2 separate regions of the Homo sapiens genome follow, and region 1 is linked to region 2. A link is an interaction called in ENCODE POLR2A ChIA-PET data of the cell type or tissue named here. Cell type or tissue: Panc1. All regions are shown on one strand. Links, peaks and the distances in the headings refer to the core of each region. The heading gives the core; the rest is flanking DNA. Region 1 overlaps LOC107984507 (a long non-coding RNA gene). Region 2 overlaps ERC1 (ELKS/RAB6-interacting/CAST family member 1).

Region 1 (7,238 bases), core at 1-4,000, 270 kb before region 2:
GGTGTCCACCGGAGCCCGGCCAGGCAGCCCCGGCGCTCGGAGTCTGCGCGCCCTCCTGCCGCCCGGAGGGCTCCCTGCTCCGCGCCGGGGACCCCCGAACTCAGCGGGCGGGGACGGTCGGGGGCGCGCAGCCTGCGGCCGATCCGGAGGGAGGCCCTGGGCCCGAGGCGCGGGCTCGGGAGGCCGCCGTCGATCTCGCCGGGCTGCGCGCCCTGCTCCGGAGCGCGGGACCCGGGGAAGTTTCGGCCCAAGTTGGCTGCGGGGCGGGTGGCGGCCGCGGCTCGGAGTGCAGGGCCCGGCGCTGGGCGAGTGGATCCTGGGGGCGCCGCCGCCTCCGCCCCGCCTCCCGCGCCTCCTCCCCGCCCCCGACAGCCGCGCCGGCCCCGGCTCGCTCCTGCCCACCAGCCGGGCCGCGACACCCTCCCGAGGGCTCCTCCCAGGCGCTGGGACCGCGACCTCCGCACCTGCCTCCCGCCCGGCTCCCTCGGCCCCTAAGCAGAGCGGCCCGGGGGCCTCGCCGCGGGGGTGCGGACGGGGAGTCTCCGCCGCCCGGCCCCCTTCTCCCGGCGCCGCACGCCTGCTGCCCCCTTCTCCTGGAACTCGACCCGATCCTCCGAAGAAACCGCGGCTCTTACCCCGGCCAGCAGCCCCCTCGGGGCGCCCAAGGAGCCCGTACCCGCGCCCCGCGATCCTGGCACGAGCGCCCACCTCGGCGTCTGCGGGGCCCGAGGCTCTGAGAGGGGAAGAGAGTTATGTCCTCCGCTTTCTTGCTACGCGTCCTCCTTTGAATCCCCCAAGGAAGTAGAGTGACCCGGGAACTACTTTGCCGCTTCGCAAACCCAGGTCATCCCCCTCGCAGTCCTGGGCCCTTCCCTACAGAGCCCAGCTCAGAAAGATCCCTGGGTTTGGGAAAAATGAGGCAGAAAGGTTTCAAGGAGCAAACGTGTTCTCTCAATACTTTCGTCATGGATATAGGACTAAATAATTCTCCTGATGTTTTATGGAGAAAATGAGGCACAGGAAAGTCTGACGACCAACCCATAGTCACTGCAGGGGCTAATAGCTTGAGAAGGTCACTAGAGTCCAGGGCTCGGCCTTAGTTCAGATCCAAGTTTAAATGCTTTTCTGGAAGTCCCATGTCCTTTTGTAGGTAACCTCATAGCACCTCTGGGTGAGCTGCCCAAGAGGGTGTCCAAGGAGGTGAAGTGGGTGAGCTAAGGTCCCAGTGGAGGCAGGAGCTGCTGGTCCCTGCTCCAGACCCAGGTAACAGGGACCAACCGAGAGCAGCCAGTAGGATCCCAGGCCTGCCCTCCAGCCCCTTTGCTTTTACATTCTGAAAAACCCAGTCTCTTCCCTGAGGAGGAGGTCGCCCTGCTAAAGAAATTGCCTTCGAATGCAGTACAGTGAGGGGAGGGAAAATACAATAGTAATAATCAAAGGCTTTGCCTTTTTAAAATTAGTAACCAAACAAGGTGACAGCCTCCCCCTTTCAGTGGGGGAAGGGGCAGCAGGGAGGGTCAGGGAATGGATGGGACCAGGAACCCACCACACTGGGCAGGCAATAAGGAGCTATTGTCCTCTGGATTTTACAACAGGTAAGAGCTGTTGTAGCAAATACCCCACTAATTAGAGGGCAAGGTTTCCTTGGAACTGTGCTGGCTTGGGCCGGAGGTGCACCGTGACTTTTCTCACCTCAGGTGCACTGTGACTTTTCTCACCTCGGAGTGAATGAATGGGGTTTATGAGACCAGGTCCAGCAACCATAAATGCATGGCCTATAATTGTTGTGGGGAGCCTGCCTGCTGCTGGAGGGAAGCTAGTTCAAGGCTTTATCTTGGGGACAGATGATATGAGGAGAGTTGGCCTAAAGCAAGCAAAAAAGCTTTGAATCCGCTTTGCCAAATTTCAAGCAGGCTCAGTTTCTCTCTTCCTCAGAATAAAACATCAGTTCTAGTGTTAGGGTCTTTTTTTTTTTTTTTTTTTTTTGAGACAGAGTTTTGCTCTTGTTGACCAGGCCGGAGTGTGGTGGCACAATCTCGTCTCACTGCAACCTCCTTCTCCCGGGTTCAACTGATTCTCCTGCCTCAACCTCCCAAGCAGCTGGGATTACAGGTGTGCGCCACCGTAGTAGAGACGGGGTTTCACCATGTTGGCCAGGCTGATCTCGAACTCCTGACCTCAAGCGATTCACCTGCCTCGGCCTCCCAAAGTGCTGGGATTACAGGCGTGAGCCACTGTGCCCGGCCATGGAGTTAGGGTCTTCGTGGGAGGTCGGGGGGAAGTCTTGTTCCCCAGACCCTGATTACTCCAGAATGCAACATGGGAGAAACTGAAGATTCGCTTCATTTGTTGAGCCCTAAACACCCAGAGATGAATGAGACCAGTTCCCACCTTCAGGAAGTTTACAGTCTGAAGAATGAGGTGTGGAGAGGCCGACCTCTAATTTGAAGCCTAGAAGAAGCAACAAGGGATGACTTTGCTTGGCCCTGAGCTGACAGTCTAGGATGAGAGCAAGTGACAGACGACAGCAACCCCAGCTGAATGCTCTGTAAGTCCCCTACCCCCACCATCTCTGTCCAAGATGAGTCAAAACTTGTGGCACAGGGAGGGAAGCTGCAGTGCCCCCGGGAAAGGAGCTTGTGGCTGAGTAGCTGGGAAAACGTTTGAATGAGGAGACAGCAGAGACGTGGGCCAGATTCCCCAAGGGAAGTGGTAAGCACCCCATAGCTTGAGTCACTGGACTGCTGGGGCAGCTACCTCCAGCTCTGAAGGCAGGCACTGATGGGAATGCAGACAAATCTCACCCATGTTTTGTCTGTGACTGTTGGGTGGGGTCTCTTGCCTTCTCTGCCAAACAAGGCATATTCCAATTTGGCATTTGTGATTAAAAAGAAAGGACACAAGAAAGTAAGGAAGGAAATAGAAGAAAAAAAGAGAAAAGAAAGAATATTTGGCCCTATGCAAATATGTAATGATCACTGCTCTTTTTATTGAGGACACTGCTCCCCACTCCTGGTCATGCCCTCGCAGGCCCCCATCCACACTCAGAGGTCCCTTCCCAGCCAGAAAGTCTAACGAAAACCCTATCAGAACTAGTCAGAGAGGAGGCTGAGACTCCTGCGTGGCTGGGATCTCAGTGGCTTTCCTGCCAGGTGCATGTGGGGCTGAGTGCTGGTCCTCAGGCATGCTCTTCGGTGGACTGCTCCGTTTCACCACCCCCAGTGCCAGGGGGAGGAGCTTCAGAACACTGCTGTCCAGCCGCCTCTGGGTGCAGGAAGAAAGTACCCCTGTTGCAGGGCAACCCTCTACTCCATCCCAGTCTGCTTCTCTGGCACCTTTCAAAGGTGTTCTTTAAGATGCACAGAAGGCCTGGCGCGGTGGCTCACGCCTGCGATCCCAGCACTTTGGGAGGCCGAGGCGGGCGGATCATGAGGTCAGGAGATTGAGACCATCCTGCCTAACACGGTGAAACCCCGTCTCTAGTAAAAAGTATAAAAAATTAGCCGGGCGTGGTGGAGGGCACCTGTAGTCCCAGCTACTCGGGAGGCTGAGGCGGGAAAATGGTGTGAACCCGAGAGGCGGAGGTTGCAGTGAGCCGAGATCGGGCCACTGCACTCCAGCCTGGGCGACAGAGCCAGACTCCGTCTCAAAAAAAAAAAAAAAAAAAAGGACGCACAGAAAATTTCTTGGGGGAACTGATGAGCCTTCAAAGCCCAGAACAAGAGCGAGAGGCAGAGCTAATAATAACCTTTTATCCCGACAGCTATTTCACAGGCACTTGACCCCATTGCCTGTGGTACTGTGTTGTTCAGTGCTCAGTTTCTGCTCGTTGTCTGGACGTAACATAGAAGTCACGGTTTTGCTAAGAAAGAGGGCTTTTTAAAAACTGGCAGAATCTGACCCAAATATCCAGACACTATCCATAGATTACCGCCACAGACTCACAATAGCCAAGACAATTTGGGACAGCTGGATCGGGGGATTTCTAAGTGCTGAAGGCAGCAGGGTTGGTAAGAAGGAAGCTGCTATCATGAGTTCTAATCTGGCTCTGCAGTGGACCTGTAGAGGAAAAAGTTCATACCAGGATGTCAGCAGCATAAAGGAATTTTTATAAAAGCAGAAGACCGTTCTTAATACCTCATATGTGCATAGAGCTTACCAGTTTATAAACTGCTTTTCTTTTTTTTTTTTTTTTTTTTTTTTGAGACAGAGTCTTACTCTGTCACCCAGGCTGGAGTGCCGTGGCATGATCATGGCTGACTGCAGCCTCAACCTCCCATGCTCAAGCGATCCTCCCACCTCAGCCTCCTGAGTAGCTGGGACTACAGGCACATGCCACCATAGCTGGCTAATGTTCATATTTTTTGTAGAGACAGGGTTTTGCTATGTTTCCCAGGCTGGTCTCAAACCCCTGAGCTCAAGCGATTCTCTCACTTCGACCTCCCAAAGTGCTGGGATTACAGGTGTGCACCACTGTGAGTGGCTGATATGGTTTGGCTGTGTCCCAACCAAATTTCGTCTTGAATTCGCACGTGTTGTGGGAGGGACCCGGTGGGAGGTAATTAAATCATGGGGCAGGTCTTTCCGGTGCTGTTCTCCTGATAGTAAGTCCCATGAGATCTGATGGTTATTATAAGGGGAAGTTTTTCGGCACAAGCTCTCTTTTTGCCTGCTGCCAACCACGAAATATGTGACTTTGCTCCTCTGTGCCTTCTGCCATGACAGTGAGGCCTCCCTAGCCATGTGGAAGCGTAAGTCCAATTAAACCTCTTTCTTTTGTAAATTGCCCAGGCTCAGGTATGTCTTTATCAGCAGTGTGAAAACGGACAAATACAGTGGCCCTCTAGTTTTATCTTAATGAAGATTCATCAGAATGATGACAGCCTTACTCATCTCACTTGGAAGGCTCTCCTCTAGCCACCTCTCCCCAAAAGAGAAGTTAGTGCCCCTCCAGGGAGAAGACAGCATGGTTGCTGAGCAGGGCGCCAGGTCAGTCCTCAGAGGTGAACTTCAGACTCAACACCTGTGTGATCTTGAGCAAGACACTCATCTCTCTAAGCCTCGGTTTTCTCATCTAAAAGGTAGCAGTGGTAAGATCACCTATCTATGGCAATGTGAGAAGTCGAAGAACACACATAAAGAATCCAAGTACTGGCTGGGCATGGTGGTTCACGCCTGTAATCCCAGCACTTTGGGAGGCTGAGGCGGGCAGATCACTTGACCTCAGGAGTTCCAGAACAACCTAGGCAACATGGCAAAACCCTGACTCTACAAAAAACACAAAAATTAGGTGGGTGTTTTGGTGTGCACCTGTAGTCCCAGCTGCTCAGGAGGGTGAGGCAAGCGGATTACTTGAGCTCGGGAGGTCGAGGCTGCAGCGAGCCGTGATTATACACCACTGCACTCCAGCAGCCTGGGCGATAGAGTGAGACCCTGTCTAAAACAGACAGAAAAAAGGAATCCAGTACTATTTATTACACGTAGTATATGTTCAATCAGTATTAATAATTGCATTATTATGATTGAATAGACGTGACCTCATTTTCTGTTGTCCACTCTAATGGGATGCTCTATCCTTGAACTCCTCCCAAGAGAAGACAGAATCCTAAATTGTCCCTTTAATGAATTACTGCTTTACTAATACCTAGAATGAAGCAGTTGAAGGTGTCACTAAAAACTGGCAAAATCTGGAGACTCTAGCCAATTGCAATGGGAAGAGTTTCATCATTTCATCAGTACCACTCGTCAAGGTCCCATAAAGAGAAAATGGGGGCCGGGTGCGGTGGCTCACGCCTGTAATCCCAGCACTTTGAGAAACTGAGGTGGGAGGATTGCTTGAGGCCAGGAGTTCGAGACCAGCCTGGGCAACAAAGTGAGACCCCCCCCCCCCATCTCTTAAAAACAAGCAAACAAACAAAAGAATGGCGAGCAAATGGGAAAAACTAATGAATGTGATCCTGTTAATGAACTACTCAAATGCTTGACCAAAAAACAAGGCACTCTTTGGAATTATGATTGACAAGAAATACCATTTTCCCTTTGGAGACTCTAACATCCCCATATGCCTCCTTTTTCCCTCATCTCAACTTTGACTGAAGCCCTTTAATGCTTTCTATACTGAGGGACATTTCAGAGGAAACGGAGACAGGGTGCCTGCCCTCAAGGAGCTTTGTTCTTATAGTGGGGCCAGGACACAAGCAAATGGAAATGAAATGAACATCAGATGCCCAGGCCACATGCGTCTGGTGCCAGAGCCCCTGGCGGCTCAAGGCCATCAGGACTAAGGGTGGTGGCCGAGCTTCTCCTTCCCTCTCTCTTACTAAGGAGCTGGTTTCCCCTGGGGAAGGTCACTCCCCTTCTTGGATCCTCACCTGTAAAAAGCATGGGTCTAAATACTCCCCAAGAGTAAACAAAGCTATGATGGAGTCAAAGGGGAAATGGAGAAAGATGGAGGTTTGAGAGGAAGACAGTGAATCTGACTCCAAGACACTTACTTTTAAGGTCAAGGGGGCATTCAAGTGTTGACGGCAAGAAACAGGGAATGTAAGGAGCGTTAGAGGTCAGGGTGGCTGGAGGTGCAGTTTCAAAAAGTGAACTGATAAATACGAAGGCCAGAGGGCAAGGCGAGAGAGATGGCGGAGTGAGCAACCTGTGTAGACAGGGCCCACAAGTTTAGGAAGAGGAGAGCGCAGACTGGAGGGTGCAGCAGGGAGCCCTCGGGTCGAGTGATGTGTGCTCCACAATAAGAGAGCCACAGTAAGACACGCACAAAGGCAGAGAGAGGCAAAGCCAGGAGCATTGGCCGTTCCTGTTGGTAGAGGGGGCTGGGAGCAAGGAAGAGAGGGCGGCAGGAACTCAGCAGGGGGCTGGCATTCCAGAGCGAGAGCAGCCCCTTCTTCCTTCCTCTCCAGAGACTGTTAGGACGACAGAAAATGCAGATACCGAAGGAGAGGCCAGCCAGGAAAGGGAGAAAGGATGGCCACAAGCTCCCACAAGGACACTAAAGTGGCCTCTCCAGCTGTCAGGGGAGGCTGACCCCTCCCACGTGGCTGCCCAGGGTGGGAGGCACACCTGTGCCAGGTGACCAGAGGGTGTCTCAAAGTTGTTCACTCACAGACAGCTCCTGGAGGGGCTTCCTAGTGCAGTGAGGGTTGAGTCCCTGGTTTATCGGAATCTCCTGGGAAAGAATGTTTAAAGTCCAGTTTCCAAGGCTGTGCCTCTGGTCTGTGACTTCTAAG
Region 2 (12,056 bases), core at 4,053-8,052:
CTTTCTCTTAGTGCTTCTTCCAGCTCTTCAATCCTGTCATCCTTCTTACGGAGACTGTCCTAGAAAATGATGGAAGACTAGGTGAAGTGGATTAATTACTTAACCCAGGGAGAGCCTATTTATTAAGAAAGGGCTGTTTGCTTATTAAATGTTCTTTCCATCAGAAGCAAATCCAGGTCAACAAGATATCGTCACAGAGGACACAATAAAGAAAGCAAGGAAAGGAAAGAAGGAGGCTGAAGAAGTATATCATTAACAGCAAAGGCTCAAGTTAGTTAAGCAAGACAAATGTGAGAAATTTGCTCTCTGTAACAGAGAGAACAAAACTGTGTTAGACAGCAGAGGTGGCAAGGGCTTGATTACTTAAAAGCACAAAGTTGTTTTTGAACTACTCTCTAAGCATAAAGCCAGCTTTGATGAGATAGTAATTCGACCGAATATCAAAACACTCTTTCCCTGCAGTTAAGCCTACATGAAAAAGTGCAGTAAGCAGCATCATCTTTCAGATGATATTCTTCATAGACAATTGTCAGCAAACGATTTCTTAAAAGACATTGAAAAGCAAGTGATGCATCCTAGTATTTCAAGAATGTATGGTTTTCTCATAATCTCATAGGAGAAAACCAAAAATGACAACTGGATATAAGTGACCGGTCTGGCTAAGAATGAGCAATTTTATCAGCCAACTAAGCAATTCCCAGCCCTGATGTTCTACACAAGTTTAAAACACAGCTTCCGGAGAGGTGAATGTTGATCTATCAGAAAGTCAAACAAAACCCTACAGAACGCTGAGTTCATGTAAGATAGGAGAGATCTTAAGAAGACAACATGAAGAAGAGTTCAAGTGGGATGGAGAACTGCAGTCATCAGGTTATTATAGGCACTTCCTTCTTTAACTTCTTATGAAACTAGAGGATTAAGAATAAAGTGCTTCCTTTTAAAAATACATAAAACAAAAGAGCAAGATTTGCTAAACCATTCTCCAATTTTCAGAGTACTCATATCAGGAAAAGATATCCAAGAATTTTTTATTTTATCTAAGAAACTCAATTATACCACAGCCCACTTTTGTAAGTCCTTTTTGACAACTGTACCTTCAAAAATCTAGAACTTGAAATCTGTCAAAGTTAAGTCAGATTTTTCTCCCCACTTTGGAAGAACAGCATCTATTATTTAACATTCTTCTTAATGAACAGTTGATAAATCTTTTCCTCTCTCGTTTTTCTAAATTTTAAAAAATGAGATTTAGAAAAAAATTCACATTTTGGTGCTGTACGTGATGTTCATGTTACAAGTTTTCATTCTTCTCAGAGAACTGTGTTTCTCCACAGTTATAAAATACTGTGATCTATTCCCATAAGTGAGGTTCTGTTTTATGTAGGGCAGTTTATCTGTATCAAACAAAACAAAACAAAACAAAACAAAAGAAAACAAACGTTGTTTGTTGAGCTCTTCCTTCCCTCTGTTGACTTGCCATGAGCAGCACAGTACAGTGGAGGGTTTTAAAGGGACGCCGCGCGCAGAGACAAGGAACGATGCCCGTCAAAACAAAGGCCAAGGTGGTTTCTTCAGAATCAAAGAAAACTAAACATAAAAGAAGGATTACGAACTAAGAGATGGATGCAATGATTAGTTCAGTCTTCTCAAACCCTCTAATGAATGAGAATGACTATTTTGGAGTAATGTGGGATTCTAAAATACAGATTGCTGTAAGTATAAAGAAGCATAAAGAAACATTATTAATACATAAAGTTGATAACGTTTCTCATTAGCAACTTACGGAAAACTCAGTATTATGTCTTTGTGCGGTCTATCCTATCCCACTCTTAAACTGTTTTTTGCAAGTCTCCTGAGAGGCTTCTATTATCTAAAATTGAGGCTCAAACAGTTAATTCCAAATAACTTCCCAGGAATCTATTTCAAGCAAACAACTTCACTTGTACATCTGCGTGGGGCAAAAATAGCTTTGTGGCTGTATCAATAAAAAACTTTTAGGGAGAAAATGATTAGTAATCTGTCACAATGCAGAGAATCAAGTTTCATAGTGTTTCATTATAAAACTCATGTCATGACTTTACCTGAAGCCGGCAGTGAAACCAGAGTGTACTCCATGAGCTCAGTGTTCACAGCCTTATTTAAAAAAGATTTCTGGAATTAATGACAAAGCCTGGTTCAAAATCTTTCTCGATAATAAGGATGAAAAACAAAAGCCAAGTGAAACTACAAATAAAAGGAAATGGCTGATAAGTAATATTTACGTGATATTATAAGTCACATAACATTTCGATGTAAAGCTAAGTATGGAAGCATTTGCTCTAACGCAACTGTATCAAACTAGGATAGTAAAATACAAGAGAAAGAAGACGGCAAATATCTCTCTCACCTTCATTTACAAAGTCCAGAATTACTTAATCTATCGAGTGGGTAAAATCTGGCACTAGTTTTAGTTTTGGAATTTTGAGAGCTCTGCTAAAATAAACCAAGAAGTTTCTCTTGTGTTGAACCACAGCTTGAATCTCCTATTTAATTTAATAAAATGTTGAGCCACTGTAAGAAATAAACAGGAAAGCCCTTGAGTCCTACAAATACCAGAGTATCAACAGCACTGCTAGGTAATATTTATAATCACTCTTTCTTGTCCTCGCTCTTGCAAAAAGATTAAATCCATCATTTGGTGCTTAGATGATAATATGAATACTCTTTCTGTAAAGTTTAGAACACTAGAGGAAAGAAAACATCTTGAAAACTTTTAGAAAGGCCAAAAATGATCACTTGTCAGATCAACAAATCAGAAGACACTGGAGTTTTTAAAGGCAACACAGGAAAGTAGAAGACAATTTGAGTAATGGTTTCAAAACTCTAAGGGAAAACAAATGATTACCAATCTAGAATTCTGTATCTAAACTACCAATCAAATATGGGAGTTGAATGCAAAATCCCCCCAAAAAAGTATCTCACTCAACGACTCTCTCAGGAAGCTACTACGGTATACTCTATGAAAATGAAGAGGTAAACCTGGAAAGAAGATGTGGGATCCAGAAAAAAGAGCTCTACCATAGGTGAGTGGTGAAGGGAACCACAAGCATGACACAACCTAGAGACTAACTACACACTACAGCAGAGAAAGGAAATGAATGTTTCCAAGAAAAACAGCAGATGTATGGATTATCCAAGGGCAATTAGTAAGGGATGATGTGTTTTTATAGTAGCAATGATATCAGGAGGAATTTTATGGGTGTAGAAAGGAATCTGGGAATAGATACCCAAGAAAGCAGGGCGTGGTGGCTCACGCCTGCAATCCCAGCACTTTGGGAGGCCAAGGCGGGTGGATCACGAGGTCAGGAGTTTGAGACCAGCCTGACCAACATGGTGAAACCCCGTCTCTACTGAAAATACAAAAAAATTAGCTGGGCGTTGTGGCGGGCGCCTGTAATCCCAGCTACTCAGGAGGTTGAGGCAGGAGAATCACTTGAACCAGGAGGTGGAGGTTGCAGTGAGCCAAGATCATGCCATTGCACTCCAGCCTGGGTAACAGAGTGAGACTCCGTCTCAAAAAAAAAAAAAAAAAAAAAGAAAGAAAGAAAGAGATACCCAAGACAGGAAAAACAAAAAGGAAAACTAAGGTACCCTAGGAAAGACCAAAATGTAAATCATAATATACTACGTGCCTCAGTTTTAAAAATGTAGACCTAGATATAATTATATTGGAAGGACAGAAAGAAGTAAGTGTGTGTGTTGGTTTGTGTAAAAACACTAATTCCTCATCATCTATGATAAGATGTCAACAGACAACGCCCAAATAAGAAAAATAATACAACAATAATATAAGAATGTCATTTGGAAAGATAAAAATAAACAACAGTAGAAACAACCAAAAGAGATGAAAGTGGTCATCTCAGAGGAAGAGGAATCAGAGTTAGAAAAGAATAAGAGAAGTGACTATTATTCTAAGACATGTAAGTATTATTTGTGTAAATAATATAAAATACATAGTTCTGATATAAAATCAAAAGAAAATTGAAAAATATGTTAAAAGAGTATCTTGCACTATGAAGAAATCAATAGGGATCTAAAGACCTTCTGGAAATAGTTACAAGTGTCATTGTTTAGATAACTGATATCTAAATATGTAAGTTAACTGTTTACTGTGAAAAGAGAAAAGCAGACCAGGCAAACACATCTTCAGGCAGTGCTCATGATCAGAAAAAAGAAAGGTAAAGAGAACAAAACATGTATGGATTATACATCATTGTGCTCTTCAGCTTTTTATTCAAAAGTCCTATGAATTTCTTCACGGCAATATTTTACAGAAGTGGGTCAGAATTATGATAAGAAATTCCTTTCAAGTCTTTTGATAACCATGGGATGTTCTAAATAACAACATTTTTTAAAAGGGACAATATTATCACAGTAAGTTCTTCCATAAATCCTGAAGATTCTGAAGATTTAAAAATCTCTAATCTGTCAATGCCAGACTTTGAGTTGAAGAAGTGACAGTTGTCACCAGCTTCCTTGAAAGTGAGTGAGCCAATAAGATGTCATATTAGACTTGAGAATCATGAAATGCAACAGACTTCACATACTTCTGCTCTGAGGACCACATCGATGAAGTAAGGGGATGTGCTAAAACCCCTGGAAAGTGCTTCCTGGTGGCCCAAGTGTAAGAGTGATTCTACCATGTGTAGCCTGAGGCTTGGAATACATGCTTTACATGCTAAAGTACATTTTCTCCTTCAAAAAGTCCATATTCACCAACCTTCATGATAAACTATGAGACAGTAAGAGCCATTCTGAGTCTGTAATGCTGAAGAAATCTACATATACTATGTACTATCCCTAATTCCTCCTATCCCTATATTCCTTAGGTTTGAAGGATCTGAAGCATCTGGAAATTAGGAAGTTGACTTACTGGAACTAAATGTAGCTAGAGATTAAGATAGGACATGCCACACTTAATTTGAGAAAATCATACCTGTTGTTTATAGGCATTCTTAATCTGCCGCTAGCTTAGAAGAAAATATTCTTCTTTAGCTAATATACTATTTGTACTGTCCAATGCAGAAGCCACTAGCAACAACTAGCTACTGGGTGATTAAACGTGGCTAGTCCAAACTGAGATGTGCTATAAACACACCTAAATTTCAAAAACTTAGTCTTAAAAAAAGGAGGTACAACACTTCTTTAATAATTTTCATATTGATTATATGTTGAAATAATATTTTGGATATATTTGATTAAAGAAAACATTATTAAAATTAATGTTTCCTTTTAGTTTTTTTAATGAGACTATTAGAAAATTCAAAATTATACGTGTGGCTCACATTGTATTTCTACTGGAGAATGTGGCACTAGTTAGAGCAGTTTTTTACATAGGAAATAAATCTATAAAAGGCTATATGACACATCATGTTTTACATACATTTGTAACTCTTTTCCCAGCTTACAGGCTGTCAGCAGACAAATATGAGTTATATAGGTAATAAACACCAACAAAAGCTCCAATGTTACCCAACCCTGATAATTACCATGGTGATAATATGAATAAAACAATTTAAAATAGCATTTATTACTCTAACAGAGAAAACCAAACTGTGGATTTAGAGGGGAAAAATCAGACTATGGTAGATCACCTTAATACTAAAAATATAAAATATCTGTAATCATTGTTCATTGTTGTATTAATGAGTTACTTCGAAACTTAGCAGCTTAAGAAAACAGTGAATACTGATTATCTCACACAGTTTGTGTGGGTCAAGAACTCAAAAGCAGCTTAGCTAAACAGTTCTGGTGCCAGGGTCTCTTATGAGGTGGTAGTCAAGATGTCAACCAGGATTCAGTCCTTTGCTTCCACTTACATGGCTGGCAAGGTGGTGCAGCTAGTGGCAAGAGGCCTCTGTTCCTCTCCACCGGGCTGCTTGAGTGTCATTACAACACGGAGGCTGGCTCTCACCAGGGCAAGTGATTCAGGAGTGCAAGGCAGTTGCATCAGTATCTTTTGTGATGTAGCTTCAGAAGCCGGCGCCATCACTTCTGCCTTCTTGTACGGTTCATACAGACCAATCCTGACAGGGTGCGGGAGAGGACTACACAAGGGCATGAACGCCAGGAGGTAAGGATGACTTGGAGTCAAACTGAAGGATGGGTATTATAGAACCTGAGGATGTAGCTCCAGTATAACAAAACTGGATTATCAATGAAGACAAAATTTCTTCTCCAAGAAAAATGCCTTTTAGGCTAACAGGACCTCAATTATAAAAACACAGCTGTTGGTATGAGACTATATTAAAATGGAACCCAAACATACCTAAAATATAAAGGCAGATATTATGGAGACTACAGAATTGAGATATGGCTCAGCATTTCACTGAATGTGAAACCAGCAAGATATGCATTATGTCAGGAATTATTCAGAATAAACTCTGCAAGTGATTTGAACTCTAATAAAATATTTTCTTGTGACTATGATTATAAATTAGAGTAATCCAACGTATTCATAAATAGTTCAACACCAAGAATACTCAGTGATAGGCCAATCATCAAAGTTCAGCTGAAAAAAAATTGGGCAAATGTTTTAAGAGATATACAATGGAGGTTTATCAATAAGCTTAGTCATCACATTTGAGTGAATCCTCACATTTGACTGTTTGGGGAATCAACTTTTTTTTTTTTTTTTTAGTCTGAGAACGAAATACTCAGAGTCTATTGGCCCCCACTGAATAAAGACCCTCTTTAAACTCCTGTTTCCTCATGAATTTTCATTATAACTGCTTCTAGTCTTAAAGTAGACAAGGGAAAAAGTTATAAAAAAAAAAAAAGGCAAAAACAGAGTCTAATTTTAAATTACAACTGTGTATTTCAAAATTGTTTTTAAAGAAGTAGATTTCATCAGAGTGAACAGGCAACCTACAGAATGGGAGAAAATTTTTGCAATCTATCCATCTGACAAAGGGCTAATATCCAGAATCTACAAAGAACTTAAACAAATTTACAAGAAAAAAGCAAACCCCATCAAAAAATGGGCAAAGGATATGAACAGACACTTCTCAAAAGGAGACATTTATGTAGCCAACAGACTTGAAAAATGCTCATCATCACTGGTCATTAGAGAAATGCAAATCAAAACCACAATGAGATACCATCTCACACCTGTTAGAATGGCGATCATTAAACTCACGCCTGTAATCCCAGCACTTTGGGAGGTTGAGGTGGGCGGATCACGAGGTCAGGAGATTGAGACCATCCTGGCTAACATGGTGAAACCCCGTCTCTACTAAAAAAAAATACAAAAAAAAATTAGCCAGGAGTGGTGGTGGGTGCCTGTAGTCCCAGCTACTCGGGAGGCTGAGGCAGGAGAATGGCGTGAACCCGGGAGGCAGAACTTGCAGTGAGCCGAGATCACGCCACTGCACTCCAGCCTGGGCAACAGAATGAGACTCCGTCTCAAAAAAAAAAAAAAAAAAAAAAAAAAAAAGGCCAGGAAGCAACAGATGCTGAAGAGGTTGTGGAAAAACAGGAATGCTTTTATACTGTTGGTGGGAGTGTAAATTAGTTCAACCATTGTGGAAGACAGTGTGGTGATTCCTCAAGGATCTAGAACTAGAAATACCATTTGACCCGGCAATCCCATTACTGGGTATATACCCCAAAGGATTATAAATCATTCTATAATAAAGATACATGCACACGAATGTTTATTGTGGCACGGTTCACAATAGCAACGACTTGGAACCAACCTAAATGTCCATCAGCGATAGACTGGATTAAGCAAATGTGGCACATATATACCATGGAATACTATGCAGCCATAAAGAAGGATAAGCTCATGTCCTTTGCAGGGACATGGATGAAGCTGGAAACCCTAATTCTCAGCAAACTAACACAAGAACAGAAAACCAAACACCGCATGTTCTCACTCATAAGTGGGAGTTGAACAATCAGAACACATGGACACAGGGAGGAGAACATCACACACTGGGGCCTGTTGGGGGGGTTTGGGGCTGGGGGAGGGATAACATTAGGAGAAAATAGCTAATGTAGGTGACAGGTTGATGGGTGCAGCAACTCACCATGGCACATGTATACCTATGTAACAAAACTGCACATTCTGCACATGAAACCCAGAACTTAAAGTATTAAAAAAAAAAAAAAAGTGGATTTGAGATGTTCTCACCACAAAGAAATGACAAGTATGTGAGGTGATGGATATGTTAATTAGCCTGATTTGATCATTCCACAATGTATACATGTATTCAAACATCACCATACATACGTACGATTATTATTTGTCAATTAAAAATTAAGCTTGTAATCCCAGCACTTTGGGAAGCCAAGGTGGGTGGATCACCTGAGGTCAGGAGTTCAAGACCAGCCTGGCCAACATGGTGAAACCACATCTCTACTAAAAATACAAAAATTATCCTGGGTGGTGATGCACACCGGTAATCCCAGCCACTCGGGAGGCTGAGGCAGGGAGAATTGCCTGAACCGGGGAGGCGGTGGTTGCAGTGAGCCAAGACTATGCCACCACACTCCAGCCTGGGAGAGGGAGTAAGACTTTGGCTCAAAAAAATATATAAAATAAAATAAAAATAAAATTTAAAAAAATTACAAAGGGGAATTATTAGGTTGGTGCCAAAGTAATTGTGGTTTTTGCCATTAACACAGGTACTGTTTGGAGATAAGCCATTTTATAGCACTCACTAATTAGAAAAAAGCATTAAATTGGCAGCCTAGGGGAATAAGACTAAGTAGAGAGAGAGTTTTATTCCATGCACCTGCCCTAACTTGGCTATTTTACTCTGCTTAAACAATTCAGGCAACCCAAAATTTAGAAATGTACTGTGTGTCACAGACATCTCACTTAATAGCTATCTAGAGATAGCAAAGGAACATGCTTTATCATTTTAAATAGTTCATATCACCTAAAATGAAAGCAGTATCTTTAGAGTTTTACTTCAACTGCTATTAACCACATTTGCACTCACCAAAACGAACCCAGACCATTTTTCCTACCATTGGATTATGTAACTGAAGCCTACTTTTGCCAGCCTCACATATTTGCTGAAATCAAATACGAATACTTCACTCACAGAGTACAGGGTTCACGGCAGGAGGTTTGTGTGACTACTTTGAGGGGTCTGGTAGAGGGAGAAGAAGGAAGACCTTTCAAAGAATCCCTCATCTCCTTAAAGAAGAAGACTCCTATATTCAAAGAGACTAGGGCAGAAGTTGGGACAGCCTAACTATAGCTTCACTCAGGCAGATTAACAGGGAGAGACTGGACTCTATAGCAACTCCCATGATACCACTCCCAATACATCTCTCAGAACTTTACTTCTTGATGTCAGCTCTGTCAACACCAAGCTACACATCACTGAGCTGTAAGACTCTACCCTCCACTGCCTTTTTTTTTCTTTGAGATGCAGTTTCCCTCTTGTTGCCCAGGCTGGAGTGCAATGGCGTGATCTCGGCTCACCACAACCTCCACCTCCTGGGTTCAAGCAATTCTCCTGCCTCGGCCTCCAGAGTAGCTGGGATTACAGGCATGCACCACCACGCCTGGCGAATTTTGTATTTTTCATAGAGATAAGGTTTCTACATGTTGGTCAGGCTAGTCTCGAACTCCTGACCTCAGGTGATCTGCCCGCCTCGGCTTCCCAAAGTGCTGGGATTACAGGTGTGAGCCACCACACCCAGCTAGCTGCCTTTCTTTCCAATCAAACATTCAATCAGAAAAGCAAAGGCAGAGGAGAAACTGCAATTAAAATTTAATTTGTTGTTCCCTCAAACATCTCCCTCAAAAATTGTTAACAAGGCCCTACAGTATAGTCACATAAAAAAGAGCTACTTGATGATGGTAGATCTCCCTAAGCTTTTGCCTTTTTCTGCAGCAGAAAGAAGGCCAATTCAGATTTCACAAAGATTATCCAAAGTAACAATCTCCCACATTCTCTCCTCCCTCTCCCAGCTCTCATTCTGACACGGTAATGGAAGTCATTTATTTGAATTAATAATAAGAGCTGCTTCCTTGGAAGTAAACACCACTTACCAGACAGACTTTAACCTGTTCTGAAAGATATTAATGTTAACTGTTATCCATTATCCTTAACGTAAAGAGACAGTAATTCTTTGTTACCTTCAACCCCACTGCTTATTCTGCCTCCCTCTTCCCCATCCCCTAAGCATATATACACATCCAGAAGATTTCATTAAAATCATTCAACATGTCAGAATTCATTTACCAACTTCTCAGATGCTTTGTGGGGAAAAAAATTGAAGCCAGATGCACTGATGAAGTGAAAGCTAGCACAACACAGAGACAGAATTTGGTTACACACCAACTACTTTAAGGCAATACTGTGGGTTAAAATTTAAAAATATTCTCTCCCTCCTTCTCCTTAAAACACCTCAAATGTCTCCCCTCAGTTAAGAGTGGTGCTCTGTTATAACCCCAATTGTTAAAAACCAAAGTCAAAACAAAAGCAGATGTATTTCATTAAATAAACAGAAAAGTACACATATAAAAATGATGCTTTATATCAATAAATTTTACAGAGCATAGAGTACAAATATCCCATACAGACTGGGAAGGGTCTCATCTTGAAAATCATGGTAGCTGAGTATGAGAAACTTGGGCAAGGACATGGAGTTTACCTAATCCTAGGACACTATAAATCTTTGATCTGTAATGCTTATAAAAAGAACAAGCATACCTTTTCAAAGTCTTTACCAAAAAATCCCAAAAATATCTTTTCCTTAAAATAACAGACAACTGATGTGGCCCATAAGAGGCTGACCTTTGCTTCTGAGGTCTTAGAAAATGGACTATTTGCATACCTGCTTCTGTTCTCTTAAAAAATAACAGGATTAGCATTCAGTGGCATAATAAGGCAACTATAACTAACAACACTTTGTTGTACATGTTAAAATACCTAAAAGAATAGAATTATAACGTTCCTAACACAGAGAAATGATAAATGCTTGAGGGGATGAGTACCCTAATTACCCAGATCTGATCATTACACATTACATGCTTGTATCAAAACATCATGTGTACCTCGTAAATATGTATAACTATTATGTATCCATTATAATTAAAAATAAAATTTAAGAAAAAAAAGAATCTCATTGGAGACTTTTCCTTCCAAATGCAAACCAAGAAGAGCTCACACAACACAAAGGAAAGGAGTAAACCATTCATTTCACTAAAGTGAGAACTTAGTAGTCCAGTTTTTAATAATTTTAGTGCCTAATGTAATTTTATTCATCATTTTATGGAGAGCACATTAGTCCTATCAATAAAGTCTTTCAATAAATTTCACTGCTATTAAATTGAACTGACATGTGGCCAGAGGGAAAAGTACTACAGAGTCCATTTCAAACACTGCAGAATTTTAAAAAGTAATGTTAAGCCGTGTTTTTGCTTTCTTTCTAAATGGTAAAAAGTGGCCCAGTTTGAGATAGGAGTTTTTAAAAGCTGCACACATAACCAACAATTTGTGTAGGTGCTTCACCTGCAGTAAAAGAGAATTTTCATGCGTAATTTCAGCAACTATCCACAGGGATGTAAAAACAGATGCTGATTTATATGCACACTTTTCCATTGTGATCCGTTACTCTAATATTCATTAAGAACACCATAAAAACTCACCTACGACAATATTCTATATAGAAAAAGCCCTGTTTTACTAAGAAAAAATTTTTATTAAAAAGGAAGAAATGATACAGGATTAAACATTTAAATAGGTGAAGGAAAAGTTCTAGAAACAGGAAATCAAAATTTATTTTTGCAAAAACAGGAACATTAATATATTAGATGTATCCAGCATGTGACAAATCACATACTATTTCTAGAAATAGTATTCCTAAAAAGATGTCAATCTTAATGTTTATAAAAGGCTTTCTTAAATAATTATCCCCCTGGCAAATCTAAAAATGAAGGATAAGTAGTGTTCATTCTCAGAAAGGAAAAAAAATCTCTTATCAAAATGAAGAAACTGTTTTTGTAGACAGAGTTAAATCAAATTACAGAGAAAAACACAAATGTTTCATTGACT

Evidence for each region. ChIA-PET counts read pairs that join two places held together with the same protein. Peaks named below come from ENCODE experiments on the same cell type or tissue, not always from the same donor. Only the 100,000 strongest peaks of a DNase experiment are listed, where the experiment ranks them.
Region 1: POLR2A ChIA-PET joins it to region 2 with 9 read pairs; 3 of 35 experiments call an interaction of 5 or more read pairs at or near these places.

Annotation. Positions count from the first base shown.
Region 1 is chr12:1,523,407-1,530,644 of GRCh38, reverse strand. LOC107984507 (a long non-coding RNA gene) reads left to right here. Exons shown (of 2, transcript NR_160736.1): 2 at 1-2,922. Among named protein-coding and RNA genes, the nearest start is that of LINC00942, 27 kb to the right of the region's middle. RefSeq lists silencers at 101-210, 301-550. In Panc1, for the core only: no CTCF peak of the experiment used is centred there; no DNase peak of the experiment used is centred there; H3K4me3 peaks cover 279 bases; H3K27ac peaks cover 959 bases.
Region 2 is chr12:1,251,037-1,263,092 of GRCh38, reverse strand. It overlaps ERC1 (ELKS/RAB6-interacting/CAST family member 1), which reads right to left. Exons shown (of 19, transcript NM_178040.4): 14 at 1-59. Among named protein-coding and RNA genes, the nearest start is that of LINC00942, 240 kb to the left of the region's middle. RefSeq lists an enhancer at 11,936-12,056. In Panc1, for the core only: no CTCF peak of the experiment used is centred there; no DNase peak of the experiment used is centred there.